6 separate regions of the Mus musculus genome follow, and regions 2, 3, 4, 5 and 6 are each linked to region 1. A link is a loop called in an ENCODE intact Hi-C map of the cell type or tissue named here. Cell type or tissue: left cerebral cortex. All regions are shown on one strand. Each heading gives the region's core, and the rest is flanking DNA. Links, peaks and the distances in the headings are about the cores only. Region 1 has its middle 13 kb from the start of Gpr20. Region 2 overlaps Slc45a4 (solute carrier family 45, member 4). Region 3 overlaps Adgrb1 (adhesion G protein-coupled receptor B1). Region 4 overlaps Adgrb1 (adhesion G protein-coupled receptor B1). Region 5 has its middle 3.1 kb from the start of Ptk2. Region 6 overlaps Mroh5 (maestro heat-like repeat family member 5).

Region 1 (5,418 bases), core at 567-4,566:
GGCAGCCAGAGGCCAGGAGAAGGTACAAACCTGAAGGTTTCCAGCCAATGCTTCAGACACTTGCAGATGCCGGACCATGCACTTGATCAAATCCAAAGTCCCAAAAGTTCACCTCTTTCCTTGGAGGAAGCTCTGTAGCCCTGTTTTACAGAGTCCCTGACAGAAGTTCGGGGGGATACAGAGTGAAAAGAAGGTGCACTGGCGGGAATGTAACGGGGGCAGGGGGGGGGGGGAGATCCTGAGGTTTCCGTGGTAAAGGGAACCTTAGGCTGGCTTAGTCTACACTAAGAGAGATGGTGAGATGGGGGCTGGGCAAGGGGAAGGCAGAGACTGAGTCAGAGCCATCCTTCCAGAAGCCGCAGATACAGACATAGCCCCGCTGAAAGCATCCTGCCCTCTGCACTAAACCTATTTGGATCAGGAAGACCCAGAGCTACCTGCCCTCGGGGACAGCAGGATCAGCAGATTAGCTCAGAGGACAGGGAATGAGGTCAATGCTAAGTGGATTTCCAGGAAGCTACTACCTCCGGCCACCAGGCCTGGCCCCAGGTCAGCAAGGTTAGAAAGGAGGGGCCCTGGCTGGGGAAATGCTGAGCTAGACACAGGATCCAGATGGGGGGGGGGGGTTGGAGAAATTGTAAGGCCAATGCCACAGAAGTGACTTCTGAGCCCCCCTCCTTGGGCTGCATGATGTAACCCCTGACTTGTCTTCCCATCTCTAGAGAGAGTGGTGGTTAACAGTTCTAATCCTAGGGCCATGGAGAAGACGGAGCAAGACAGCACTCGCCATACTTGCTTGCTTTTGCCAACCCAAGACACACTCTTCTAGTGTAAATCCATAAGGATCCTTCCTGTGGATAGGCGTGAGCAAAGAGACAAAGAGCTTGTGGTAAAAAGAAGGCCAGAGAGGATTCAAATAGGATGAGGTGCAATGTGGTACCTGCTCTGAGCCACCTCCCATAGCCGTCCTAATTAACCTCAGTGGGTGTGGCCATTCTAGAGAACACAGCCTTCCCCTCACGGACAGAGTCTTACCTCTTATAGTAGGAGCCCTGAAGTACAAAAGGAATGGCCTCAGGCCAGCTCCCACGAGCAGGGAAGCCAGCAGTAGAAACACACCCCAGCATCTTACCCTGCTACCCTGGGGTATCTATCCCCAGGTCTCCTGTTGTCTCTGGAAAATGTGCCCTGGAGTTTTATAACCAGGGAAACCTCAGGAGCACACTTGTATTGGCTTCCTCACTTAGGGTCCCTCCTCTCCCATGATGACTCGACTAAAGCCAACTCCCCCATCACAGGCCCTGCTGCTGTGAAGGGGATTGAAGCGGGCAGCAGTTCCCTGACAAGAAGCAGAGACAGCTGGAGGGAAGCAAGGCTCTGGGGCAGCACAAAAGAAGAACTGTAGAGATCATGGTAGTATGGCTCGTTCCTGGGTCCCCTGTTGTGTAACTGTGCCACTGTGCTGGTTCATTTATCGGAGGCTTAGCTGTGCCGCGATGAGTCGCAATGGCAGTTAAACAACATCCAAGTAGCCTGAAACAGCCAAACTGTTGTTAGCTGCAGGTCTGTGGCCAAACAGACCAGTTCTGGCTTGGGATCCCACGATACGGAGATAGTCAGCCAGAGATGCAGTGGACCATCTGTGGCTGGCTAGACTTAGGATCAGCCTCCAAGATGCAGGCTCAAAGCCCTCTGGGAAATTCCCTCTTGGGCTGCATGAGCATCCACACCAATGTTCTCTGTAAGTCAAGTGGAGAATAGGCAAGAAGCGGGGATGCCTGTGCATGATCAAGCGTCAAGAAATGGTGATGTCTGTCAGTCATCCTGGCATGGAAAGGAAGCACTGAGCCCATGCAGGCTGAGACTGAACAAGTGTTACAGCAACATGGCTGGCTCCTGTGTGAGACCAAGATGCTTCCCTTCCCAAGATGGGGTGGCGTGGAGGTAACTACTGTGCACATGGATCTTCTGAGGCTACCAGAGGAAATAGTAAGGGGTAGGGGACATCAGAGCTTGCATCCTTTCATAGAGAGGGGCAGAAGGAACTCCCTTGGCAAGCTTAGAACCTGCTGGCTCCCCGACATGTTTGTTGAGCATTGTAACAGGTTGCCCAGTTCAGGGTATAGACGGAAGCCAGACAGCCCACTCAGATACCTCAGGTCCAGCAATTAGGAGCATCAAGGAAGGCATATGGGGCTAGGCTTCAGAGTAGACCATTCCTGGTGTCTGCCAGTCAGTAGACACAGCAGATAAGTAAAAATGGGTGCCTGGATGTCCAGGCTCTCCTCTCAGGAAGGAGGCTGACACTCAGCAGGCAGAGAGCAGGGAGTCCCCAGAGAGTCCCCTCTGGTCAGAGCATCCAGAAAAAAAAAAAAATGGGGCATCCTAAAGGAACAATTGAGCCTCCTTGAGGGGAAGGGACAGGTGTGTCCCAACCTCCTGCTCCCTTGGCCTCTTCTGACACCTGACACCGTCTTTGGTGGCTCCAGCATCTGGAAGTACCCTTTGAGGAGAGGCTCCTGCCCATGAAGATGCCAAGACACAAGCTGCCCACCATGCTGCAGCCTGCCAGTGTTAGTGTGAGACATGGCACGTTAGCGCCCCCTTGTGGTTGTTCTGGTTAGAGCCGACCATGTGGACCATTCTGGCTTTGGCTTTCCTGCCCTTCAGTCCTCGCCCTCCAAGGGAGTGATTCTAACTCAGAATCTTGTGACTTCAAGATCCCTGAAAGGGTGTAGGGCAGTGGTTCTCAGCCTTCCTAGTGCTGCCACCCTTTAATACAGTTCTTCATGTTGTGTTGATCCCCAGCCACAAAATTCTTTCCATTGCTACTTCATAACTGTAATTTTGCTACTGTTTAAATCGTAATGTAAAGATCTGTGTTTTCAGGTTGGAGACATGGCTCAGAGGTTAAGAGCACTGACTGCTCTTCCAAAGGTTCTGAGTTCAAATCCCAGCAACCACATGGTGGCTCACAACCAGCCGTAATGAGATCTGACGCCCTCTTCTGGGGTGTCTGAAGACAGCTACAGTGTACAGCTGTACACTGTATACTAACATATAATAAATTATAATTTAAAAAAAAAGATCTGTGTTTTCCAGTGCTCCACGGCCACCTCTGTGAACAGGTCATTCAACCCCCACGAAAGGGTCATGACCCACAGGTTGAGAACCGCTGGTGCGTTCTTACCTCATTGTCACTTGTAACCTGTCTTGTGGGCTGGCTTTGAGGACAGTGAGAGGCAATATGGTAACACAGGGTCTCTACCACCACCCACTCAGGACAGAAAGCTAAGGTGCAGGGAGGTACAGCCACAGATCACTCTGGCCATAGGATGTACCACTCTAGGTATGCACTGAGACCCAACCCTCGGAATAGCTCCAGGCTGGTTGTTACCCAGTCCTCTAAGGCTAAGCAGTAAGATGCTTTACCAAGACTTGTGAATACTGCACAGCCAAAAGAGAGCACTGAAGTTTCAGAGAATCTCTACCCTCTTATGGGGGATCCTAAGGCACCACACAGCTCTCTGGAGTCCAGGGTCCAGCCTGGAGCAGGCAGTAGAGAGGAACAAAGCAGAGCCCAGTAAAGTCTGAGGAGTCCATATTGGGTTTTTATTTTTAGAAATAAAAACCTCCTGGTCAGGAGAATAGAATCTCTGGCCTGAGTAGATACCTAACATTTCAATTGGGCGGGATCAACACACTAACCTGGCCGAGGGACTACCCCTAGGAAGGCAGGCTCACTTTGGACGGTGCCAAAGAGATGTACAGAATAACTTCATTTCGTGAGATAACGTGCTTTTCCTTTCCCCGGATTCCCTCCCCAGTGCAGAACTCACCAGACCACAACCATGAGGCTTTGTAAGTCTGCCACAATTCATGGCTTTCCCTTTCCTTCTAGCTCCTCTCTAAGCATGCTTTTGTAACACTCTGAGCTTCCCCAACATCATGGGCTCTCTTCCCTTTATCTAAAGATCCCCTCTCCTACATGCTTGTTCACTGTGTGCCTGACCTCTGTGGGGTTCTAATTGGCTTTTCCTCCATTTCCTGCTCTGAGTAGCTGCCAAGATTCACAATTTGCCTGTCCTGTTTGGTGGTGGTGGTGGTGGTGGTGGTGGTGAAGAGTTTTTGGTTGTTTGGTTGGCTGCTTTTGGTGGCTTTTCAAGGCAGAGTTTTATCCTAGCTGTATCTCTATCTGTCCTAGAACTCGCTCTGTAGACCAGGCTGGCCCTGAACTCACAGAGATCCACCTGTCTCCATCTCCCAAGTGCTGGGATTAAAGGTGTGACCTCCATCGCCCGGCTGTTTCGTTTTGCTTCATCTCTAATAAAATTATCCTCAAGCTTCCATTTGAGTTTTTCTTACATTATTTTATGAATGCCACTAAGAGCCCTAAGAGGGGATCTCCATTTTCCGTTATCACTAGAACTCTCCCCCAGGACAGTCTTAGCTGCTGGCGAGCATGAGGGAGCTGGCCAGCCACATCCCTGCACCCCACCCTCAGGGGCCAGGACCCCATCTGAAGCTCTTAGGTGTCAGGACCCCAGATGTCAGCCAGAGACCCCATTCTTTTGCCTTCTATATACCACAAGCACGGCATGTTCTCAAGTGGTGCCCACCACCTGTCCAACCACTGAAACCAGAATACTGTGTCAGTGCCACCCTCCCATGCTGTCCACAGGTGGTCATTAGGAGGGACACTGAGTCCTCAATGGGTGTAAGAGTCAGTGCTGGAGAGAGAGGGGTTCATGTTTCCCAAGTGATGATTGCACTGGGCTCTGAGGGTCAGTGGGGTCAGGTCTGTCCAAATGGAAGCTGGAGGGTTCAGTATGCCCCACCAGCTAATTGAGAGGGTCAGGGGGTCTCACAAGGCTCCTTCAATGGGTCTGCAGAGGGGGTCCTTAAAGACTCATGGATCAGTGGCTAAGATGAGGCACCCTAATCTTGCACCTCCCCACTCACCTCTCCACCTTGGTTCAGAAGCCTCATGTCCTTCAACCCTCCAAGAGCACACCAGTACATGCCCGTGCACACATGGAAACCCTCCATGTGTTAGGTCCCAGCCGTGCGACTTCAGACAGGCCAACTGCCTCCCTGGGGTATGTTTTGCCCTTCTACAAATGCCATATCTTGGGCGTGTACACAAAGGAATCTGCTCTGACAACGGAGTCGCAGCTGAATGGATAAAGAACTGTGGCGTTTATACACAGTGGGGCTTTATTCAGCCATGACAAAGAATAAATATGCCCTTTGCAGGAAAGTGGAGACCATCTCAAGGGAGATACGCCAGGTGTGGGGTGGGGTGATGAAGTACAAGCTGGGCTATCAGAGAACAGGAAGGAACCCCGTCGTGAGGGTCAAATGTGGTGACAGGAAGACAAGATACAGTCAAATGACTTAGATGCTTTTCTGTAATAT
Region 2 (5,418 bases), core at 856-4,855, 140 kb after region 1:
TTTGATCCCATTAATCATTAAAGCAAAATCAATTCTCTCAGTTCATGCTCACCACACCCACTCCTAACGGTGGTGGTGTTTTATAGATCACTACTCTACAGACTTCATAACTGTTAAGGCTAAACCACTTGCTAGCCTTGTCACCAGATGGCCATGTAAGTGCATGTACTGTGCCTCTGGCCAGTTCTCTCTGTTCTTGGCAGGTGTGGTTCATTCTTCTTTAAAGTAGGAAGCTCTGTAGTAGGTCTTGATGCCACGCATCCTGAGCTGCTCCGCTCTGTTATTCAGGGTCACCTCTGTGATCACATTGTAGCCTGTGTTGGTCAAGAATTCCTATGAGCTCAGCCTGGACTCCCAGAAACCTTATTGTCTCTATCTAGTGAGTGCTAAGATTACAGACATGAGCTGTCATGTACACCTAGAGGTTTCAATATACAGCTTTTCTTTTTTTCCTTCAGAGGCAGGGTCTCACTAGTATCTTTGGGCTGGCCTGGGATTTACAGAGTCCCCCTGCCTCTGCTTCTTGAGTGCTGAGATCCATAATACGGATAGCCACACCCAGATACTGTATTACTTTTTAAAAAATCTTTTTTCAGAGATTTTCCTAAGGTCTAGGGGAAATAGCTTAGTAGATAAAGGTAGTATCCAAGCATGAGGCTCTGAGTTTAGATACCCTGGACCCAGGTAAGACCTGGGGTATAGTAGCATGCGCCCATAATTATAACCCCAGTGCCAGGGAGCAAAGACAGCCCCTGGGGCTCGTAGCCTAGACCACCCTCTTCTGAGTGAGAGACCCTATTCAGAGAACAGGGTGAGGAGTGGCAGAGGAAGACAGACACCTGTGCTGACATCTGTCTCCCTATGTACACAGATTTTTTTGTCTTGATTTCTATTCTGAACCCATGATTTGAATTCAGCATGATTATTCAGTATGATGGTGAATTTTTGACATTTTGGAGTTTTAATGATAGTAGTAGTAGATTGGTTTCTAATAATTAAAATTAGAGAAAGCATACATATGTGATTTCAGCCCTTAAATTGATTGATTATACCATCTGTGGCCCAGCATGTCCCATATATGGTGAAATGGGTGGTGCGCCCTGTGGCCTCTGTCGGTTGAGTAAGGCGGGCTTTTCTTCTGTTCTTTCTGGTGTCTGCAAGGTGTCTTTAAAATCTCCCTCTGACTATGGTGTACACAAGTCTAAAATCTGATTGTGGTTTCCATCTTCTGGGTAGATTGGCCTTCATATCTCTAGGACAAAGTCTCCTTTGGAGACTTGGGGGTGAGTATAGCCATGTTGTGCCAGGCATGCACATGTTCATGTTGTTCAAGAAACATGAACAAATAGAACTGCCTGGTTGGTGTTCCCTGCTCTGTCACCTGAGCCCACATGCATGTGAGTGAAGAGCTCCCTGCTCTCCAAGGAGATCTTCAGAGTAAGGGGGGGCACCCCTATGTCTGCCCTGCCTCTCTTTCTTAGGACTGGAGGTAGTTTTCTGGGGAATAAGGTCCTGATTAGGTTGTAGAACTACTTCTGTGTTTCCCGCTATGAGCCATAATGTTCTACCTCTCTTTTTAATGCCCAGTGCCAGGCTGGGCTCTGGGGAATCCAGTTGCTAGCTGCCTAGCTTAGGAGAGTGTGTCTTCTCCCTCAGTGCAGTCAGTGCGCATAGCCTTGAGGTACTAATGAAGACCGCCTTCTCTGTGCCCTCACACCTGTGTCCCTTCCCTTGCAGTATGTCCACCACAGTCCGGGGAATTCCAAGCGTGGATTTGGCATTGACTGCGCCATCCTCTCCTGTCAGGTCTACATCTCCCAGATCCTGGTTGCATCTGCCCTTGGGGGCGTGGTCGACGCTGTGAATAGTATCGTTGTCATCCCCATAGTGGCCTCTGTAGGCTCTTTCCTGGGCTTCTTGACAGCCACATTCCTGGTCATCTACCCTGAGGTGTCAGAGGAACCTAAGGAGGAACAGAAAGGCCTGTCCTCAGGGCCCGCTGGCGAAGGCGAGGGTGGAGCGGGCAGTGAGAAGCCCACTGTACTGAAGCTGTCTCGGAAAGGGGGCCTTCGGGGGCTGGTGGAGACGGAGTCCATGGTGTGAGCCCCCGCTGGTACATTCCACACTGGAGGGCAGGGCGCACTGGGGGCTAGGCTTGCCCATACCATGCGAGCTGGAGTTCCTTCCCAGAGCACAGTCCAAGTTCAGTAGGTGTTAGGTGTAGGGTAGGTTTGAGCTATTAGACAAAAATATCACACTAATTTACCTTTCCCACGATTAAAAAAAAATCATTTGAAATCTTTTTTTATTGAAAAAGAACTTAATTTCAGCTGTCTTTTATTCTGCAGGTATATCATTCTGCATGTTTTAAATTGTGAAATATTCACAGCATAGTCAATAAGCAATTTAGAAAACATAAGGGTCTGCATTTCTAAACCAGTAATTGGAAGTGCAGAAACTGACTCCCTTGGCAGATATCATCTGAAGGCAGCAGACAGCAGCGTAGTTTCCAGATTGCCCAGCAGGTGTCTGTTGGAGACACCTTCAGCATCAGTCTGGTATTGCAGCGCCTCAGAGTATTTTTCTGTTTATTTTAGAAACAGTATTTTCTTTTTCACAACTGTGGTTTTCTTAGAAGAACATCATCTCTGGCGAGTTAGGCTCGCAATCCTGTGCACAGCTGAGACCACACACCAAAGCTGGGGAAAGGTCCCAGAGGTGTTTGAGCAGAAGGCAGCCATTCCCCAGGGCAGCCTCCAGACATCCCACCCAGGGACAGCACCAACCAGTAGGGCTGAATGTGAACTCTCAGTGTGCCTCCTGCGTGCTTGTGTGCAAGTTTGTCTGTCCAGTCCCTACCCTCGTGCTCTTCCCCAGAAGCCACCACAGGGCAGTTGTTGGCTCCGTGGGACACTTCAGCTTGTCTCTACACGTTTGGCTGGAAATCAGGCACAGAGCTCCTCCAGGTGAGCATCGGCTCCCGAGTCCTGCTGCACGGCTACCTCGAGAGTGGGAGACAGTGGCATCAGAGCAGGGCGCGGGAAGGGGCCGAGCCTACCTCCTACCACATTGCTGACATTGATCCTCGCTGGAACCTAACTGAAGTCTTGCAAGCTCATCACCTGCTTCTGCTGATGGTCACTGGAGTGGGATGAAGGCAAAGAACAGCAAGCATCCGCCTGAGCAGGCTGCTGACCCAAGATCCTGCCTGAGCAGGCGGGCTGCTGACCCAAGATCCGTGCAGTGTCCGCTTTCTGCACACGAGCAGAACTTGGGCTTCAGGGAAGCAGGCTCAGCAAGTGCGGCTGTGGGTAAAGACTTTCCAACGACGTCTCTGTTTAACAACTCCAGTCTCTCGGTCTGCACTCAGGAGAGGGAGAACCTCCCTGGATGGTACCCAGATGAAGTCAGAGCCGTGCTCTTGTTGCCTCGGTTGGTGTTTTTACATAAAGTACTTTAAAGTGCATGAGAATCATGCTGCAATATGAGCATTCTAAAGCAAATATATATACATATATATTTCAAGATGAAAGTAAGCAGTTTTTAAATAAATTACTTGAATTTTCTGTGTCTTCAAAGGAACGCTGTGTTTATGTCCTTGGCCTGGGCTCTCTTGCCACATTCCCCACACAGGTGGCACTTTGTCGTCTTTAGTGTTTTATATCTGGGAAGCAGAGGCAAGCTCAGGATACAAGGGTACCTTCCCCTTGCCTGGGTCTTCCCTCGAGCCTATGCCTGCAGAGAACTGTCTCCACCTTCCAGTGTTTTCTGTGTTCCCCGTTGAGAATGGAATTGCAGGTCTCTTTCTTGGGTAGGGGAAGTTGGACTCCCAAACACAGTCCCAGTGCTAAGCCCCCAGCCAGCTCAGCCCCATCAGCGGGGTGCTCTGTCTCTTTGGGGAAGCAGGCACTTCTGGGCTCCTCCCTCCAACCAGCATCCTTAGCAGGTCACTCTTGTGCAACATAGTTTTAAGATGGTATTCCCTCATTCCTGAAACAAAGGACTACAGCCTCTTGTTTTTAGGCACCCTGCTTTTCCACGTTGCCATAGGAGGACAGAGGGAGGCAAGGACGCATAGGACACTTAAGTGGGGAAAACCTGGAACCATCAAAATGAGTGTGAGGTCCTAGTCACACGCTGCTCACAACACCCCACCCAAAGGCTTCTGCAGACCTTCCCCACTGAAGCTGAATAACTGACAGGGGGGTTGGGGTCTAGCAGAGACCACACCCATAGGAGCAAGAGATAATAGGATCGCCCCAAACAGTGGTCCAGACCTTAAAATGCCATGGCTTCCACTTACCATAATCTGAAGTACCACAAGGACAGTGTTTATGGCACAGGTCTTGGCAAAGCCACCAGTAAAATGCTGACAACCAGTAAGAACAGTGAGCCAGAGGCATGCCTGTTTGTTGCTGTCAGATCAGGCTGCACATCTGGTACTTTTTAAGACCTGAGCCTGTTAGATGTTTGCATCCAAAGGCCTCTGTCTGTGGGTCTGGCCAGTGTGAGGGCCCTTGGGTTGAGACCCAAGGGTGATAATAGAGTTGATTTCTGGGCTTCCTTGCAGATAAATATAGTGAACCATGGGCCTTGAGGTGGATGTTGTCTCATCCAGGGTACACAAGTAGCCAGGCCCTTTTGCCTAGCCCTTCCCTCACTGAGATGCCACCAATGGACAACTATCAGGGCCACTGCTTCTGTGTTAAAGAAGCCAAGGGAGGAGGGCTGGCTTTGCAGTGGGTGATGCCAAAGCTTGTATTGCTCAGACCAGACCAGGTACTTCTGTTTCCTGACTTGGACTTGCAGACCCAGCACTCACGGGCACTGGGATCCATCCCAGAGAGTGCACCTGAGTAGCTCTTCCGTGGCCTATGATCTCGAGAGGAAAGGTGGTTGGGTTCCGTGGACCCAGGGGACTGGAAGGGTCAAGCAGATGCCCATTTGTGGCCAGTGCTGAGGATGCAAACGGAGGAGTTAGCTTTGTAATACCTTGGGATTTAGCCGTGAAAAGCACCTGTGTGGTAGGGGATTAGCAGGAATTCCACTGGTCCCAGGCCACAGAATTGCACGCAGGTTACTAACGGAAGGGAGCCCGCTTCTCTTTCCCGTGAAAGTCAAAACATTTTTTAAAGTTTGCCTGCAAGAGAGTACAAGCCGTTAAGTGGTCCACAGCCTGGGGGCAGAATGGCATGGTGGCACTTCCTGGTATCTGGAAAGCTAGCTATGAGACATTATCTGTTCTTAGCCTGAGGTCTCAGCTGGAATATTCACACCGACAGGTGCACAGCCCTCAGACTCCCATCCTTGAGATCCTCAGGGCCCTGTGAGGGACGGTTTGGACAAAGTTGGGAGTGACAGAGCAGGATCTGGATAGTAGCCTCCTGGAGTGGCCCAGATGTCATAGAAGGTGTGGTG
Region 3 (4,000 bases), core at 1-4,000, 820 kb before region 1:
TTGCTGTCTGCCCTGAGCCAGGAGGTCATAGGTAGGTCTGGGATAAGTATCTACCGTGGTCCCAGGCTGACTTTTTGAGTAAATAGTCACTTCCTGCTCACCCCATGCTGCCTCTTAGTGTGAGGACTGGTGACAGATGTGTGCCACCATTCAGAAACACCTGAATCCAGCCTTTCCATGGGCGGTCAAACCCCTGAGGTTGTTGTCTTCAAACCCCCGAGATTGTTCCTTGGCATTCCTATTCAGTTGAGGTCACTGCCAAGGTCTCCACATCTTCACTTCAGAGCCAGGGTATGGAACAGCCACTCCCATTACTGGTAGCCTGGAACCTCCCTTAGACTACAGATCCGCCCACCTACTGGGCAAAGCAGGTCTAGGCCACTCTGAGCTGCCAACCTGGTTGGCACGATGGTAGAAAGAGGCCCTGTCTGAGCTGAGAACTTAGAGATGGTGGGTTCCAGAATGTGCACGAACCTGCCTGATGGCCCCATGGATCATGGTCATCTCCCTGGGCCTTATCATCTGCCCAAAGAGCCCAAAAGAGAGGGTTTGGAAAAGACCACCGCTAGAGCTGGCCCAGCGTCCCTTGCTTGTGCTCAGATGGACCAGCAGGGGGCGCTGGGATACCAGTGAGTGACTGGCCCTCTAGTGAGTGAGCGCTCACTCTTCTGAGATGGGTAGGACTCGGAGGGCCACCTTCCAGGTTCCTATGCCTCTTGCAGAGCCCCCAAACCTCCAGTTCTGCCAAGGTGCCAAGCTAGGGAGTCAGGGTTGCAAGATCTGAGTAGTAGCTATATCATCAATACCATCTTCACCTTCACCCGAAGGTCCCAGGGATGGGGTCAAGGGCACAACTAGGGTACAGGAAAAGATACACCATGATACCCCCACCAAGACAAAGTTGAGAGCAGCAGGCAGAAAGTCTCCAGCACAGCCTCACATGCATAATAGGAAAGACAGGACAGCAGCTGTTCACAGGACAGGCCCAGGTGGCCGCTATGAGGCCGCTGGTCACATGCTTTAGCTCAGGACAAGCAGGAACAGCTCAACCAGGTCAGACTCTGGGTCTTGAACCAAATCTGATTCCTGATCTCAGCCCCACCCGCCAGCCCAGGAAGGCCACCTGCCAGGACCAACCATGGTTCAGCATTCTAGCCTCAGGAGTCTCACCTGCTGCAGCCATATTCCCACTGCGCGCTTCCAGACAAAGGAGCCAGGAGTCTCTGAGGCAGGCCCAGGGTGGGGTCAGGGTTCTGTATCCTGCGTGTGCCCCCTCACTGCTCCAGCCCAGCCCCCACAAGGAAGCCTGAGTGATGTGAAAACTGGCAGTGGGTGGGAGAGAGGGTGTCCAAGCTGGGCTAATCGGAGGATGCCACTCAGTTCCCATGGCAACTACTGCAGCACACAGCCTTTCAGGATAGACCCAGGTTAGGCCTCAGCTGCCAAAACACCCACTATTTCGGGGCTGGTTACCTTGGTGACCCAGGTGGTGAGGATGTGGGAGGGGGAGGGGAGAGAAGAGGTGGGGCATATCAGAAGCTGGGGGAGAGGGGACCCTGTGACTGAGGATAGATGCCCTCCTCTGGCCCAGCCCTGACTCTGGTCTCACTAAACCCTGCTCCAGGTCATACACTGAGTCCTGGCTGTGGTTGTATACTAAACCCTGATCCTAGACATTTACTGATTCTTCGCCCTGGTCACAAACCAGCATCTGGCCCTGTACACTTGTCCCTGATCCTTGGATGCTAGGCAGAGGATCCCGGATCCTCCATTACATACTGGGCCCTGATCTCAGCCACAGACTGATTCCCCAACGTGGCCCACACTCCTTCCACTAATGAATGTTCAGAAAATGGTAACTGCTGTTTTTATTATCATTTTCATTTTTAATGTGTGTCCTCACACACAGCTGACATGATAAATGTTGGCCCAGACTGAAAGCATCCATGCCAGAGGGAGCTTTAGGAAGGAAGAAGCCCCGGGGCCAGTGAAGGGCACAAGGGGACACAGAGGTGCGTCTGGGCTGGGTGGGCACAAGGGGGCAGTGAAGGAGCAGGCAGGGCTCAGGGGTGGGCTGCCCCTCCAGGCCCGGAAAGAAGCTGTCATTCTTCCTAGCTCAATGCTTCCTCTGTCTGGCGGCCTCATTTCCATCTCATTACAGGCATGAATAGAGCCAATTATCGGCCAGGCAGGCCGGCCACCCAGGAGGGAGGGTGTGTACTGAAGAGGCTCTGGTACTCTTCCCACCCTAATGCCCTGGCTTGAAGGTGGTGGGTTCCCCTGATCCTGCACCCCAAGTGGGCCGAAATGGGGAGAAGAAAAGAGATCCCTCCTCCCCCAGCCAGTCTCTCCCCAGTTCCTGGGATCCCCTTTGGAGGAGGGGAATCATGCACTTCCAACTTCGTCCAGCAGAGGGATCCCTACTCCAGCAGGTCGAACAGCAGAGCTTTCCTGCACATTGCCACTTGGCTCACCAGACACTCATGGCAGATCCAGGGACAGTCCTGGCCCAGAGGGCTAGCAAGACCCCTGCCCCCACCCCTACCCCCACCCCCCAGGACCCAGCTGGAGCAGGACTGTCACAAAGTACTTAGACACTGGTCCCAACAGCTGAGTCTGGAGCTCCTGGACCAGGAACAAGGGAGACACTAAGGGTACAAGCAGGGGCTGCGGAGGAACCTGTCCCTGCAGCCCTTCACTGGGCAGATCCTGATTCAGCCAGCTGCAAGCTGCCAGCAACTGTCAGGGTTGGCAGGGAACAGCACTCAGATCCCAGGGTAGATGGAGAGAGCAGTTACCAAGTCTACTGTCGACTGTGCAGCCCTGGCCTCCCTGATCCCCCATAGCCACACAGCCCCCTTAGGCAAACTCTACAAACGAGTACTGTCCCAACCCCAATTCTCAGGGGTGGGAAACAAGGCACTAGATGAGCAAGCAAGCCACATCTGTAGGAAATTCCTGTTGCTGGGTGTTCCCTGTCCTGAGATGGGGCCTATTTAAAGGCTCAAAACATTTAGTCTATGCTGGAGACCTTAGACAAGTGGCCTCTGTCCTCTCAGTTAGCAGAGTGGGTGGCAGAGGCTGCTGACCTTCCTCCCATCATCGTGGGAGGCATGACCCAAGTTCAGGTCACAAGGACTTCTTGCTCCTGTCCAAGCAGGTGCAGTTCTGGGACAGAGCTGAGACAGGTGACACAGTATGAGCTAAGGCACATGGGAATTTCCCTGTGGGTGATGGTACTCACCACATCCAGCATTTCCACAGGACCCTATCCTGTTCTTTCCTTCTAGGAGAGTTGTCTATGATGTGCACTTAAGCCTGCTTTCTATATTTTTCTAAAATGTGTGTGTGTGCATGTGCACACGAACACACACACACACAGAGCCAAGATGGCAACAGAATCTTCATAGTGGACCATGGTACCTCTCTATTACCCTCGTCACCCCTACAAACTCCAATGAAGCCCAAACCACACCTAGAGGCTCCCCCTAGGCTCAGCCTCTACTGCTACACACTGCCTCACCTCCTCTTGGGTGTCTTGAGGGACAGAGATGCATAGAATTTGGGGGAATCCCTGGCCAAGGAGAACCAGGGCTGCAGGCACAGTGAGGGGATCTGCTTTAGTCTTTAGGAAGTCATGAGCCCCTGGGCATTCCAGGGTTCCTAGGACGGTGTAGCATATGTGCACACCCTGACTCAACCAGGAGACTCAACCCAGCCTTCCACCTCAGGCAAGTGCACACAGACACATTTAGCAATGCATACACACTAGGGCTCAAATATATGCTGGAATGCACACCCACAATAACACTCACAGGAATACACTCACATGAACATATACATCCAAGGATACTCACAGGGAAACACAGGAACACAGTCATGGGAACACATGGGAGGCACAGGACACACTCACTCACAGGGACAAACTCAGAGAGATATACAAGGGCTCATGGGCCACACTCACAGCAGCACACGATGACACACAGTGACACGCAAGAAC
Region 4 (4,000 bases), core at 1-4,000, 820 kb before region 1:
ACACATACCAGCTGCGCCTCCTCCCACTTGTCCCGGTTCTCTTCTGCCAGCAGGTTGCTGATGATCTGGACAAAGTTCTGGAATTAGAACCAGAGAAATGGAACAAGATATCAGTGCATGAGGAAGATCACAGTTGAGCCTATGGCTAGGGTAAAGGCTCAGTTTATACTAGGACCATTACTCAACCAATGACCAAGATCAGGACTCAGTTAGTGACCAGGATTAGAGCACAGAGTGTAGACAGAAACAGATCAAAGCTCGGTATGCGATTAGAGTGAGGGTGTATATATGACCAAGGCCAGGGCTCAGTGTGTGAGCAGATTCCAGCATGATTGATTTAATCTACGGCCAGTATGACATGGGTCAAGGCTTAACCTTTGACGAAGGACAGGACCCAGACTTTCATTAAGGTCAGAGTTTGTGACCAGAATCAGGACTCAGTACATGACCTGGAACAGAAACCATCCTATGACCAGGCCGGGATTCAGTGTGTGACCATGTTTAAAGCTTATTATTATGGTATGTGGTCACAGCCCAGTTCACACTCAGCATTGGGGACTTAATCTCTGGCTGAGGTCTAGGTTGGTTCCTTTGACAGTTCCCCAAGTGTCCCCTGCTGGAGCTGTCCCTTCCTCCCCCACCCCGAGCCACCTGCACATCCCCTGGCGTGGGGCTGTAGTAAGCCCTGCGGAAAATCTCTGTCATGTTCCTCAGGACATCAATGGTGGAGAGCAGGTCGCCGCTGTAGCTGGTGCCATCCTGTGAGATCTCCAGCAGTGTCTGGATGACCTCTGAGACCCCCTCCCCTGGCAGCCCCCGCTGAGCCTTTGCCAGGTGTTCTCGGGTCTGGGGAAGTAGAAAAGAGCTTCATGCTGTCACAGCCAGGTCAGGGCCAGGGACCTCCAATGCATGGAGGTTCCTACAGCCCCCAATCCAAAGAGTGTCCAAAGAGTGGGGATGGTTTCCTGGAGCCCCCTGGGGTCAACCTCACCATCATCTGGATGTTCCGGTAGTCGATGGAGACGCAGCGGATGTAGGTGGGCGGCTCCCAGAAGGCGATGCCCTCCTCGTCCAGCTCACAGCGGCGCAGGATGAGGCCTGGAGAAACCTCCTTTCCTCACATGACTGCTCACCAAGAAGCTCTGGGGATCCTACCCACAACCCTCAGGCAGAAGTGCTCTGTTTGGGACCCCAGGGACCTAGAAACAGGCCATGCTGGCTTTGTTCCTGTGTGCCACAAACTTCAGCCCTACTCCAGATCCTGGGGGGCCTAACAAGTACCTTATCTTCAGGAACCTTGCTGTGTGAGGGTGGGATGCTCAGCCAACCAGGGGCTTCTGGGGTCAGCCAGAGCCACTCTTGGAGTCCCTTGCAATCTAGAGACCTAGGGACAGCTGTCCTCTAGACCCTGGCCATATCATGACACATTCACAGAACTTCAGGTGGCTTCCTGGCCCTGGACACAGCCTTTAGGGGCCACTTGGTACCAAATAAATCAACACCCCAAAACACAAAGCTCCACTCTCAGAGAGAAGGGCCCCCAGAAGACTTCTGAGCAGGGACAGAAGAGTATATAAATACGTGAAGACAACCACACGGGATGTTTCAAGCCCTGTTACCAGACAGGAACCATAGGGTGGCCTGATGCAGAAATGAGGAGAATACGGTGTAACCATGAATGTAGAAAGAGGCCAGGGAAGGGCGCCGTGAGGGATGAGTGTTGCCTTTCTTCTGTTTCTATATGCCAGCAAGAAGGTGTAGCCAAGGATGGGGCCAGCAAGCATGGTTCTCAACACTCAGTACCCACCACCTCCCCTGTTCCTCTGGGCCAATTTACCCACTGCCCACAGCAAGCAGCCCAATGCAAAGGTTCACCCCAAGTCCTCATGCTATAGAGGAGAAAACTGAAGCTCAGAGAAACCAACTCACTTCCCCAAAGTAATATAGTGAAAGATAGCAGAGTCGGGGTTTGACCTGGACTCCCAACCTCCCTCCCAGAGGCCTCCCAGGTACAGAAACTACCCACATGCTATCAAAGTGACATTCAAGACCAGTGCATGAGGCTGGGCAGGCTCCTTTCCCATGGCGCCCATTCTGTTTTTCTTATTCTCTGAAAGTACCGTCACACCCCCCCCCCCCCGCCCCCGGGCTTACATAGGATTATAACTACTGGTGTTCAAAGGCAACGGCCCTCCTGCTGACTGCAAACCCAGGGTATGTTGATTGCTCTCTGCCTGCTTCCCGCTATTCAGGGGCAATGGTAGAAGGATCACAGAGCTGTGTATACTCAAAGAGACCTCTCGAGCAGAAGGCTTGGTATGTGCCCTGCTATGCATGGACTCAGGACACAATAGTTGGCATGATGTCCTGGATGCCAGGAGCAACACGAGCTTTGGGTATCAGACAAGGCCTATGGGGACAGCTGTCCAAAGATGAAAGGAATTCTCAGACAACTACTCTTACCTGTGGCATTGCGGGGACACCGGACTGCAGCCACCTCTCCAGCTGGGGTCTCCTTCCAGACCACGGCCCCAAAGTTGTCCTCATCACAAATCTCATGGGGCTCTGCAAGGGGCCATGAGGTAGACAGGGGTGAGGGGCTGTGATACTCAGTTCTTCCTGATCCTTCTGAGCCAGAATGCAGTGGGAAAGGTCTCACCAGGACATCGTTGAGCGCCACACTGTCGGTACTCGTCCTGGGGCCCCTGGCAGGCTGCTCCCCCAAAGAAAGGCCCAGAGCAGACACGCTCCCGTCGCTGGCTTCCACCTCCACATGTGACGCTGCAGCTGCCCCATGAGGCCCAGGCCTGCCATTTGCCATCCACTGCAAGGGTGGCCAAACACAGGGCACAGATGGCAGGAAGGGCAGGTAGGGCCCAGGATCAGTAGGGAAGTGGGGTCAGGGAGATATAGAGAAACAGAGACATAGGGATGGGACAGAGACAAAAGGCACAGGAGTGTTGGGCAAAGAGCCATGAGGAGACAGAGAATTGAGATCAATGGGGGAGAGGTTTGAAATCAGCTTGACTCTGAAAAGAAGCCGGATCTCATGTGCAGCTGAACCCTGTCACCTTTACTCCATGACTCCATCCTGAACCTGCTTAACACTTCACCCCCCCCACCACTCTAAACTGCAACCAACCCCCATTTTCGTCCTGTATTTTGACCCCCAAGCCCTATCCTGCACCCTGACCTGTCCACCTACCCTTAACCCCAACTCTACCTTCACCACCCTGTACTTTCATCCTGACACCGTCACCTGAACTCCAGCTCCATTTCCACCCTACACCAACCCCCAACGGCTATACCTCCCCAGTGGGCCCCACCCTTTGTCCCCCTGAGCCCTGAGAGGGCATTCTGACCTGGGCATTGCTGCAGGAAGCAGTCTCGAGTCTCCACCCAGTGGCCCTGGCACTCAGCGCCTCCATAGGAAGGACCATTGCACTCTCGGGTCCGCTGCTGGCGGCCTTGGGAGCAACTGGCAGAGCAGGTGCTCCAGCTGGACCATTCGTTCCAGTTTCCATCCACTGCCCGGCCCGGGGGAGGAAGGAAACATGAAGCTGGTGTGAATACCCAGAACCCCAAGGCCTGGCCTGGGACACATAAGAACACCCCAGGGGCACCATGCAACAACCCACCTGGGACTACTCAGACTAGTGTGGTCTGAGGTTTTAACCTCTGAGCACCCTGAGATGAACCTGAGGTGGATCAAGCTGGGTCCCGCAACCGGCAAGTGGCCTGCTGGGTCCATCTCCCACCCCACCCCCCCTGCCACTCACTCCCTCTCACCTACCAGGGCACAGAGCAATGTTGCAGAACTTGGTTTGCTTCTCAGGACCCTCACAGGGGTTGCCTCCAAACTGAGGGGGCCTGCAGGTGCGAGTGCGGTCACGGAAGCCACGGCCACAGGTGCTGGAGCAGAGGCTCCAGGGTGACCACTCATCCCAGGCTCCATGCACTATGGAGAGATAGGAAGCCACAATTGGTCCCCTTGCGCAGA
Region 5 (5,418 bases), core at 604-4,603, 290 kb after region 1:
GCAGCGAGAGGGGGCGGGCATGGGTGACGGGGCCAGGCCACCGGCGGAGCTGCGGGAGGCTCGGACCGAACGGGGACGTCCGAGGCTCGGCTTCTACGGTCACCTGCCAAGATGGTTCGCTACTCTCTTGACCCAGAAAACCCCACAAAATCATGCAAATCAAGAGGGTCAAACCTTCGTGTTCACTTTAAGAACACCCGGGAAACTGCCCAGGCCATCAAGGGAATGCATATCCGCAAAGCCACCAAGTATCTGAAGGATGTCACTTTAAAGAAGCAATGTGTGCCATTCTGGCGGTATAATGGTGGAGTTGGTAAGTGCGCCCAGGCCAAACAGTGGGGCTGGACACAGGGTCGGTGGCCAAAAAAGAGTGCTGAATTTTTGCTGCACATGCTTAAAAATGCCGAGAGTAACGCTGAACTTAAGGGTTTAGACGTAGATTCTCTAGTCATTGAACACATCCAGGTGAACAAGGCACCTAAGATGCGCCGACGAACCTACAGAGCTCATGGCCGGATTAACCTATACATGAGCTCCCCCTGCCACATTGAGATGATCCTCACTGAGAAGGAACAGATCGTTCCAAAGCCAGAAGAGGAGGTTGCACAGAAGAAAAAGATATCCCAGAAGAAACTGAAGAAACAAAAACTCATGGCACAGGAATAAATTCAGCATAAAATAAAGGCAGATAAAGTTAAAAAAAAAATAGGGCTGGCGAGATGGCTCGGCGGGTAAGAGCACTGACTGCTCTTCTAAAGGTCCTGAGTTCAAATCCCAGCAACCGCATGGTGGCTCACAACCATCTGTCATGAAACCTGACGGCCCTGTTCTGGTGTGTCTGAAGACAGCTACAGTGTACATATTTATAATAATAAATAAATAAATCTTTGGGCTGGTGTGGAGCAGGGGTCCTAAATTCAATTCCCAACAACACATGAAGGCTTACAACAGCTACAGTGTACACATACATACACATAAAAAAAATAGTCCATCAAAAAGCAAAAACACACTGGACATATTCTTATAAAAAAGTCGCAGCCAGGTGAGCTCTGGAGGGCACTGGTAAGCTGGGTGGTGTCCTTAGAAATACCCAGCTCTTCTGTCTCTTGTCTGTGAGATACAGACAAGTCTGGAAGCATCAGCTGCATGGCAAGGAGCCACAGGAACTTCTTAGAGCTGTAACATCAGTACTTGGAAAGGTGAGGCAGGAGGATGGTTATAAGTTTGAGACCTTGTCTCAAAGAAAACTCCAGCCTAGTCGGGCGGTGGTGGCACACGCCTTTAATCCCAGCACTTGGGAGGCAGAGGCAGGAGGATTTCTGAGTTTGAGTCCAGCCTGGTCTACAAAGTGAGTTCCAGGACAGCCAGGGCTACACAGAAAAACCCTGTCTTGAAAAACCAAAAAACAAAACAAAACAAAACTCTAGCCTTATTCATATTTAACAAAATTTTGATATTCATACATCATAGTTTTACTTAGCTTTTTGTTAAATAGACATTTGTAAGATATACAAGTCCTTATTTCATAAACGTAGGAAAATGAACTTTCTCTTTTTGAGACAGGGTCTCAGTATGTAGACCAGGCAAGCCTCTGCTTTCTGAGTGCTGGGATTAAAGGTGTGTATCACCACATCTGGCCAGAAAATATCCTCTTGATCACATTGCCTTTAATGTACCCTCCTTTGGTGGAAAACTTTTCTTTCTTTCTTTCCTTTTTTTTTTTTTTTTTTTGGTTTTTCGAGACAGGGTTTTTCTGTGTAGCCCTGGCTGTCCTGGAACTCACTTTGTAGACCAGGCTGGCCTCGAACTCAGAAATTTGCCTGCCTCTGCCTCCCAAGTGCTGGGACTAAATGTGTGTGCCACCACGCCCGGCTGGTGGAAAACTTTTCTGATGTGTACATATTGAACATACTCAAACTTTGGTTTTTATTCTAAGTGTGTGTGTGTGTGTGTGTGTGTAAATACATATGGAGGCCAGAAATCAGTCTCTGGTGTCATTCATGAAGCACTGACCACCTTGTGTTTTGAAACAGGGCGTCTCACTGATCTGGATCTGGTCAGTCAGCCAGCTCTAGGAAAGTCCCCTGTGTATGCCTCCTAGCATTTGAAGTAGAAGTAGGTATTGCCCTGCCCGGCTTTTGGATAACAAGGGATCGAATGCAGGTCCTTGAGCTCATCTGACAAGCATTCTGACTGAGGCATCTTCCCAGTCCTACCTCTTGTGTTTTAATCTTTAGGATGTGGTGCTGCCCATGGTAAGATGCATGGAGCACAGCTGGGCCTGGACAGGCTGCCAGTCCTTAGTGAAGCAAGGAAGGAAACAAAGAGCTTACAAACTGCTGCAGCAGCATCGCAAAGCTGCCAGCTCCAGCTCCTGCACTGGCAGACTCCTTCTCCAACCTCCCCATTTTAAAGAGGAGAAAGTAAGCAGAGAGGGTGGTCAGCTTGTTCAGGGCCATTGGATTGTCACATGAGGATGGTCGGGCTGCAATCCGGGTCTGCTGAGGTCCTCCTTGCTTCCTGCTCTTTTCCCTAGTTTGTCACTATAAGGGCCATCCTCCCCTGCTACAGGTCATTGCTAGACCAAACTGTGATCCAACATCTGATCTTCGTTTTTCACTGTCTCTCATTCCAGCATCTTTGGGCAAAAATGCAGGCTGCTCAGTGTCTATCTAAGTGTCCTCCCTTGAGACAGAGTTTTACTGTGTAATAGCCCTCGCTGTTCTGGAACTCACTGTGTAGATCAGGCTGGCCTCAAACTCAGAGATCCACCTGCTTCTGTCTCCAGAGTGTGTGTCACTGCCTCGCCTGACTGTTAAATGTCCGTTTCTGCTTCTTCACTGTGAGAGAGCTCTCCTAGGAGGAAGCTCTGGGCAGTTGGGGGAGGATGGGCATTTCAAGTGGAATTGCTTGGGGGATTGTGCAGCTGCGCTGTTGGAATACAGGAAGCCCTTCCTGAAGACTTCCCACGCCAGGGAAGTACTGGCCCATCTGATGTAGTGCAGGAAGAGAGAAGCCAAGTTGGGCTGGCTGTTTTGTTTTCTTGCAAGGGGTTTGAGTGCAGTAGGCTGCTCTAGGAGCGAGAGTGCGGGTGGCTGGAGTGTGGCTGATTACCCAGAGAGAGAAAAGCAGGCGCAGAGACTATATGGTTGGAAGGAAGCAGCCTTGAATTTTTGCCTTGTTACCTGACTCATTCTTTTTATCCTGAGACACAGCTTTCACATCCATGAAGTGGGGATATCGATAACAGGTGGTCACCCGCAGGGTTATGAGGCTATTATAGGATATATGAGGACAGCCTTCTGGATACTACTCTCCCATCTGTCAGCCACACTGACACAGCAGACACTCTGCTGTTTTGTAATAGCTCTTTGCTTCCCATGGCAATATTATTTCTTTTTTTTTGTTTGTTTGGTTTTTTTTTTTTTTTTGAGACAGGGATTCTCTGTATAGCCTTGGCTGTCCTGGAATTCACTCTGTAGACCTGGCTGCTTCTGCCTCCCAAGTGCTGGGATTAAAGGCATGTGCCACCAATGCCTGGCTGCGGTCATGGTGTTTTGACAAAGTAACTAAGACACAAGACACAATTTGGAGGTGCGGACTGTATTCAGCTGGACATTACTGGTCTTTGAAGGCCCCATGAGGCTGCTATTGACTGACCATTTGGCTGGAGCTGGGTGGCTCAGCATAGCCTCGCTCACAAGCCTAGAGGCTGGCAGCTTGCTGCTAGGGTCCCATGTGGCTTGCTTAGGAGGCCAACTTTCACTCTTTTGTCAGGGTTAAGAAGAAACAGCTTTGGGTATCCTGTGATCAGCACCATGTCACCTATGATGTATCACTGTGATCAAAGCAAAGTATGAGACTTGTGCAGATTCAAGGGGTGAAAACTCAGATTCTGCCTCCTGTTGGGAGGCCTGTCAAAGACTCGGTGACCCTTTTCAGTCCACTGCAGAGTGCTACCTCTCCTCACAAAGCCATTTTTGATGCAAACCCCCTTTTGTGTCACCACTCCAAGCCCCTCCCCCCTATCCTTCTGATACTTTAAATAATAATCTCTCATTTTACACCATGCAAAGCTTCATTCACCCACTCAACAAATATTTACTGTGTGCCAGGGACTGCCTGGGGAACAAAACAAAGTCCCTGTTCTATGAATCTAGAAGTCCAGAGCAGAGACAATCGAGAGACGGACAAGAGCAGTGTTGAACTGTTCTGAACAATAGGTTTGGAGACAACAGGGTAAGCAGGCAAGGAGCCTAGATGGGAGCACACTCAGCAGGGCAATGGGTGGCTCGGGTTTCAAAGTAGTCAGCTGACATTACCGAAGTGACAACTAACATGGGGCCGAAGAAAAAGTGCTAGAGGTGACACAGAGACATAATCCCTTCTAATTTTAAGTGCAGAAAAACACTATAGGTTGGCTATTGTGACATAATCTGTAATCCCAGCACCAGAAGATGGAAGTAGAAAGAGCTGGAGTTCAAGGCTATCCTCAGCTACACAGAAAGTTTTAGTACAGCCTGGGCTACATGAAACTATATCTCAAACAAACAAACAAACAAACAAGAACGAAACAAAATAAAACTAGAGCTAGAGGGATCCCTCAGTGGTTAAGAGCACTTGTCTTTGGAAAGGTCCTAGATTCTATTCCCACACCAACATGGTGGCTGGCTCACGACTATCTCTAATTTCAGAAGAGATCCAATACCCTCTTCTGACCTCCACGTGCACCAGGCATGTGTGTGATACCCATATATACATTCAAGGAAAACACACAAGTACAATAAAATAAATAAATCTGGGAGAGAAAAAAAAACCCCCAAACATAACCACCACTACTAGTTCAAATCCAAGTTTAATACACTTCATTAAAAAAAACAATAAAAAAGAAACACTAAAATATGGCAAAATCTCGACAACTCAAAGCGTTTTATTATACCTGAGTAAATTACAGCTCCCAGGTATGTAGTGGTTGGTGGTTCTGTGTTCACCTTTCACTGCCTGTCCTGCTTGCTCGTTGGCTTGTGGTCGAAGATCAAAATGACACCATTAAAAATGAAAGTTCCCCGCTTCTGGTTTCATTTCCTACCGCAAGGATGCCAGTGATTTTTTTCCTTTTTTTTTTTCAGAGATCACAAATCAGTCACCACTTCCTGCTTAAGACTCTCCGTAGGGTTGCTGCACAAAAACAAACTCAGGGAAACTAGGCACGGCTCGGAAGGACAGGGCCACCTGCTTGATTCAGGCAAAGGTGTCCCCCCAGTCTCACGTTTCGTGGTAAGTTCCGCGCTGGAACTGGCTCTTAAGCCAGCAGCCATCCACAGTGGCTCTCCCGTTCTGGCCCTCCTGTCCACCCAGTGTCCCCGAAAGGCTTCCCCAGTCTTAAGATCTACAGGGGCTGCGGGAAGGGGCTGGAAT
Region 6 (5,418 bases), core at 542-4,541, 67 kb before region 1:
GAGCCATCAGCCGGAACGAAGGTGCCCACAGCTACGAGTTCTCCCAGACTAGTGAGCTCCTGGAGTGTCTGATGGTATGTGCACAGGAAGCCTGCCCCTCAGAGCAGCCCTCCTAGGCAGAGCTTCCTCTCTCAGACCAGCAGCTTTCTTAGATACAGGGAGCCTCCTCCCTCAGACCTGGGAAAGGGCAAACACAGGAAATACTCCATATACCCCGAGTTAGTTGGGTCTTGCTGGAACCCTGAGCAGACCGGGTATGGCCACAGTACAGGCAGTGCCATTGAGACCCAGAAAGGCCGACACACTCCATTCTGCTTAATTTCTTGGCTTGGGTCCCAGACCAATCACTTCGGATTTTGGGTACCCATGTAGATTCTTTGGGATATTGAGAAATGCACAAGAAGCTGGGCAGTAGTGTCAGGAGCAAAGGGCCATTGATCAAAACAGGTTGGGTCCTGTCCCCTGCCTGAGATCAAACAGAAAAGTGGAATGATTTCTAAGGAAGAAAGAGGCAGAGCAGCTTAGAGCTAGTCCAGGGCCGGGCAGCTAGGACTCAGTATTCAGGGCTCAGACCTGACCTGTCTTGCACCAGAGACCACGCTGGCTCTATAAGGATGGACCAGATCTCACTGCAAGGTGGCTAAAGACAAGCAGCAGCATCACCCAGGTTGCATGGAGTGGTAATAAGACTTGGTGTCAGAGGTGGGGTCTGCTAGCCTCTGCACCTTCTCCCGTGAACTTACAGACACTGATGGAGAAAGAGCCGCAAGACACACTGGTCACCAGCATCCGCCAGCAGGCCATCCATATTGTCTCCAGCCTCTGGTAGGTTGCAGTCTGTGATGACTGCCAACTCCCTGCCCAGGCTGCTAGCAGGACAAGGTAGAAGGAAGTCAGGCATCAAGGCCCTGCAAGGCAGAGCAGTTAAGCCACTGCAGGTCACAGAGAGCATTTAGTCTGAGCACAGCCACTCCACAGAGACAACCCCCCTCACCAATACTCAAGTAGGCCAAGCATCTAGATCCAGCCAAGCCCCAGGGAAAAGGAGTGAAGCTGGATCTAGAGAGCCAGAGATGCAGGACCCAGTTTATCTCTCCATCCACAGACCACGAAGGAGATTATAGACCAGGGGGCTCACAGCTGCCTACTCACAGACCATAGCAGGCGATCCACATGACCTTTGGCAGGGTGGCATGTGGAGCTGGGTGGCTATCCACTCTGACTGCATTTCCCAGGTGCTAGCCTTCACTTCCTATCTGCCTGCCGCACAGTCACTGCTAGGCCCTGCATGGTGTCTGGGGACACAGCCGGAAGCCAGCAGCAAACACCTCTGTTTTCCAAACATGGCCCTGAGATGGGATACATACACCACACGGGACTGAGAAAAGTGCTGAAAGAGACGGAAGCAGGAAGCGAGACAGGGAGACTGTGTGTAACGTCTTCATGGTAGGAGCCCCAGCGCTGGCTGAAGGAAGTTGATTGACAGTTGGTAGGGTATTGCTTCGTAGACTGTTCCTATAAGCCTGGTGCTCTGCTAGAGTCCAGGGCATGGCCTGCGGATGTCTGAAAGGCGACTGTTGAGGAAATCCTGCATGGATGAGTCAGTCAGTCAGTGAGCCCTGCAGGTACATTGCTACAGGGATGGCACCTCAGCAGGCCCTTAGCTAGTGTGTGCTTGCGTTCATGAGTAGGAGACTGGGAAGGCTGGGGCTGGAGAAATGACTCAGCAGTTAAGAGCACTGGCTGCTCTTCCAGAGGACCCAGGTTCCATTTCCAGCACCCACATGGCAGCTCACAACTGTCTGTAACTCCTTTTCCAGGGGATCCGACATCTTCACATGTGTGTACATGCAGTCAACACACCCATGTACATAGACAAAAAAATAAACAAAAGACAGAAGTAGAGGCAGCAAAAGGCTGCATTGTCAGAAGCAGACGACAGGGGACTCCTGAACCCTGAACTCGGCCTTCACAATCCCAGGCCCTCAGGGTCCTTTACCCTCCCAACAGTGCGCTGAGGCCGCCCATGGATGTGAACAGGAAACCCCGCCTCCTCTCCACCTGCTTCCGCAGCATCTTTACCCTGCCTCAGCTGGATGACCTGGAGAAGCAGGCCTGCCTCCTCACGGAACCACCCAACATCAACATCCAGGTGCGGCCTGCACTTAAGCCCGGGAGACTCTGGCAGGACATCAGGCTCAGTCCACTGTGTGTGGCTGAATGGAGAGCCAACGCTGGCCACTCCGCAGGCAGAGTGGAGGCCCTGGGTAGTTGCCTAAAGGCTCTGGGTCTCCATTTGCCTCCCTGGGACACGGTCCATGATCACTTTGGGCCATGATTACTAAGGCAGGTAGCTTACCTAGGGTGCGCCTGCTCAGGAACTCTACATGTAATGGTACACATAGCCTCCTTGCTGACACAAGGTCCATGTAGCATAGGCAAAGAAGTCACCACTGTGTTTCCCTCTCTCCAAGCCCCATGCCAACCAACCCAAGGAATTCACAGAAGAGGGGAGATGGCTCTCTCAAAGGAATGTGTTCCCTGATACTGCAGGAACTTGTCCTACCACACTAAGGTGGCTTAGGGAGTCACCTTCCCTGAAGGTGGGCTCTGTTTCACCACACCTACCTGCCTGCCTGGGTCACTACTATTCAGGTCTCACCTGGTCCAGCCCCTTCAATACTAGCAAGCCTTGCAGAAAAGATACCTGCCATGTCTCATGGCTACCACCAGAGGGCGCATGAGATTGCCAGGCATAGTCGCGACCAGGTATGTCAGTAGCAAAGGGCAGGTCAGTTTTGTGAAGTAAGCCCCACTTTGTGGAACAAAGGCACCACCAGGCTGTCTGTGTACCCTTCCCACAGTTACTTGGGAGCAAGGGGTACACAGCTCAGAAGAAAAGAATCTAGTGAGATGCCAAGATCTGAACCCTACCCAAGGGCCTTACATGTATTATATGGCCATGAAGCTGTGTGGACAGGTGGGCCCTTTGGGAAAAGGTGGTGATAGAGTCGTTTCTGTCTCTACATCTTACAAAGCAACTGGTGACTGGAAGACTACTTGATGCTGCAGAAAATACAACCAAGGACTGGTGTCCACATTGGGAACTAATAGCATTGACCCAGTCTCCTGTTTGATGCTACTCATTACGTCTCCTGTCCTATCACTTGGGACTGGCTGCCTGTCACCTCTGTGCAGGAACGTTGACCTAAGAAATGGAGCCATCTCCGCAGGTCACCAAATAGCAAACGGCCAGAGTTCCTAATGGACTCATGAGAGTCTGACTGGGCACTTCTGTGACCGCCCCACCCTTCCCTGAACGTGCCAGTGGTAAACACTGTTGAAGGTCCTTACGTGAACGATCAGCCATATCTTTTGAGGACCAGGGAAAGGTATTTATCCAGGTCCTTTTTAAAACCTTTTAAGAGGACCAGTGGGGATGACTACTACATAGAAGTCACTCAACTTCTATGGCCTGAGTTTGATCCCATAATCCATAGTAAGAAAGAACAAACTGCTGAAAGTTGCCCTCTGGTTTCCACACACATGCTGCTGCCTGCCTGCATGCATGCATGCACACATATGCACGCTTACACGCATGCTAAATAAACAATAAAATTAAAATTTGCTAAGAGCTTCAGGAGGAAAAATTACTTCAGTAATAACATCCCTTTAACCCTGGGATCCTGGGGCAAGACAGCCCTGGTCACATGTCTACGTGTCTATGGAGCCAGCACTGCTGGGACTGAATTGTCCTGAAGGCATGGGTGGGTTCCCAAGGCTTTTCTAACCGGTATCCATACCTGTGTGGCAAGCCCTCTTGGCAAACAGAGTAATGAGCTCTGTCAGTTGTAGGAACCCAGCCTGAACACATGCGGAGAGTGGGTGCCCCTGGGTACTGCAGCAGTGTTGGGGCGTCATCCCCACAGGAGCTGGCTGACCTCCTCTCTTATGCAGAGACTGTACTACCAGACCATGGAGGCCCTGGACCACATGTTGCAGTGTTTCATGATGCAGAACCCCACAGCCAATGAACTCCACATCCTGCTGTCGGTGAGGGCTTCCGGCAGCTGGGGACAGGGCAGGGGTACCCAGCTCTGGCCCAAGAGTCCCAAAGAGGACATTCCACAGGTAGCAAGACCTGGCTAATAGGCTTCACATGTCTAGAGGTTTGGAGTATCTGGAGTGGGCAGGGAAGCATCCATCAGCCTGGCCAGAAAGAGATCTGCTAAAGAAATGGATTCCCCTACCACCTGTGCCCATGCCTCAGTGTCCCTCGAGGACATGGGTCCTACAAACCACCTCATCTGCCTGCTAAGGTGTCTGTGGGAGGGAGACCACTCAGCAGCTAGTAAAAACTTAGGAGGAGGGCCTCGGCCCAGAAGACAGGCCAGCTCCACCAAGGCCAGAGGTCGGGACCAATGGAAGTTCACTAAAGAGCCCTGAATGAAGACCATAGCCATCCCTGAGAAGAGAAGGACCCACAAGAGTAGCCTGGGGCCAGGGAGAAGCAGGAGCAAGCTCTGTAGGTCAGAGTAGAGGTAACTTGGCCCACTGGAGCCTGGAGGGTAGTGGGTTATGGTGTGGCTCAGCCCAGCAGGGGCAGGGCTTCATCAAGAAGTCAAAAGAAGCAGGAGCTCCAAGCCCTGGTGTGCACAGGTGGAAGTCAGGAGGGAGAGCTCCAAAAGCGACGAGGTAGTGTGCCACTTTAGGAATGTGCCCAGGTGGCAATGGCTTTTACCAGTGCAAGTCACAATGGTTTCTGCACCCATTCCTAGGCCACTCTATCTTTAAATACCCTGTGTCTAGATGAGCTGACCACTCAGTCTCTCAGCACGCAGTTGTCTAAACCATTTTCCCCCTTATACCAGAGGCAAGTGCAGCCCTGTTTATGCGCATGGCAGAAGGTTCTAGAAAGGGCCACCTGGCACCCAGCAGGCTAAGTGCTTCCTGCTGCACAGGAAGAAGGTAGCCCTAAAGGGTGGTTCTAGGGACAGAGACTGACAAGGGAACAGAAGAAGCTGAACCTGCATTTGGGAAACACCAGAGAGCCTTGCTCTGAGGGGTGGGCAGGGGTGGCCATTTCTGGGGGTCTGGCAAAGCCCCTGATCACATCCACCTTACAGCATCTGTACACTTGGCTAACATCAGAGAAGACTCATGAGCGACAACGGGCAGTGCACAGATGCACAACACTCTTCAAATTCCTGAACAATAAGCACTGCCTAAGTGTAAGCACCACCTCCCCAGCTCCTCACCTCCCCAGCTCCACCCCTCCCCAGCTCCTCACCTCCCCAGCTCCACCCCTCCCCAGCTCCTCACCTCCCCAGCTCCTCACCTCCCCATCTCCTCACCTCCCCAGCTCCTCACCTCCCCAGCTCCTCACCTCCCCAGCTCCACCCCTCCCCAGCTTCTCAC

Evidence for each region. Hi-C counts contacts between places; a loop is a spot of excess contacts. Peaks named below come from ENCODE experiments on the same cell type or tissue, not always from the same donor. Only the 100,000 strongest peaks of a DNase experiment are listed, where the experiment ranks them.
Region 2: a loop joins it to region 1, with 2.7 times the contacts of the local background. A loop is called at or near these places in 6 of 42 quality-filtered maps.
Region 3: it touches region 1 in a loop (3-fold over the local background); 6 of 42 quality-filtered maps call a loop at or near these places.
Region 4: a loop joins it to region 1, with 3 times the contacts of the local background. A loop is called at or near these places in 6 of 42 quality-filtered maps.
Region 5: it touches region 1 in a loop (5-fold over the local background); 4 of 42 quality-filtered maps call a loop at or near these places.
Region 6: a loop joins it to region 1, with 2.0 times the contacts of the local background. A loop is called at or near these places in 26 of 42 quality-filtered maps.

Annotation. Positions count from the first base shown.
Region 1 is chr15:73,718,128-73,723,545 of GRCm38, reverse strand. It overlaps a transcript of Ptp4a3 not described here. Among named protein-coding and RNA genes, the nearest start is that of Gpr20, 13 kb to the right of the region's middle. In left cerebral cortex, for the core only: a CTCF peak has its summit at 2,599 (motif pointing left); DNase peaks (open chromatin) are centred at 1,642, 1,916 and 2,601; H3K27ac peaks cover 353 bases.
Region 2 is chr15:73,578,450-73,583,867 of GRCm38, reverse strand. It overlaps Slc45a4 (solute carrier family 45, member 4), which reads left to right. Exons shown (of 8, transcript NM_001033219.4): 8 at 1,738-5,418. The coding sequence ends at 2,103. Among named protein-coding and RNA genes, the nearest start is that of Slc45a4, 44 kb to the left of the region's middle. In left cerebral cortex, for the core only: a CTCF peak has its summit at 2,551; a DNase peak (open chromatin) is centred at 2,535.
Region 3 is chr15:74,534,124-74,538,123 of GRCm38, reverse strand. All of the region lies in intron 2 of Adgrb1 (adhesion G protein-coupled receptor B1), which reads right to left. Among named protein-coding and RNA genes, the nearest start is that of Adgrb1, 20 kb to the right of the region's middle. In left cerebral cortex, for the core only: CTCF peaks have their summits at 602 (motif pointing right), 2,187 and 2,392 (motif pointing right); DNase peaks (open chromatin) are centred at 631, 1,380 and 2,330; H3K4me3 peaks cover 429 bases; H3K27ac peaks cover 3,938 bases.
Region 4 is chr15:74,540,354-74,544,353 of GRCm38, reverse strand. Adgrb1 (adhesion G protein-coupled receptor B1) reads right to left here. Exons shown (of 31, transcript NM_174991.3): 6 at 3,794-3,958; 7 at 3,363-3,536; 8 at 2,660-2,824; 9 at 2,464-2,565; 10 at 992-1,098; 11 at 652-846; 12 at 9-77. Among named protein-coding and RNA genes, the nearest start is that of Adgrb1, 26 kb to the right of the region's middle. In left cerebral cortex, for the core only: no CTCF peak of the experiment used is centred there; no DNase peak of the experiment used is centred there.
Region 5 is chr15:73,423,604-73,429,021 of GRCm38, reverse strand. It overlaps a transcript of Ptk2 not described here and the pseudogene Gm10362. Among named protein-coding and RNA genes, the nearest start is that of Ptk2, 3.1 kb to the right of the region's middle. In left cerebral cortex, for the core only: no CTCF peak of the experiment used is centred there; a DNase peak (open chromatin) is centred at 2,994; H3K4me3 peaks cover 953 bases; H3K27ac peaks cover 2,386 bases.
Region 6 is chr15:73,784,626-73,790,043 of GRCm38, reverse strand. It overlaps Mroh5 (maestro heat-like repeat family member 5), which reads left to right. Exons shown (of 11, transcript NM_001368162.1): 9 at 1-74; 10 at 746-825; 11 at 2,011-3,108. The coding sequence ends at 2,338. Among named protein-coding and RNA genes, the nearest start is that of Ndufb4c, 23 kb to the left of the region's middle. In left cerebral cortex, for the core only: a CTCF peak has its summit at 2,733 (motif pointing right); a DNase peak (open chromatin) is centred at 2,747.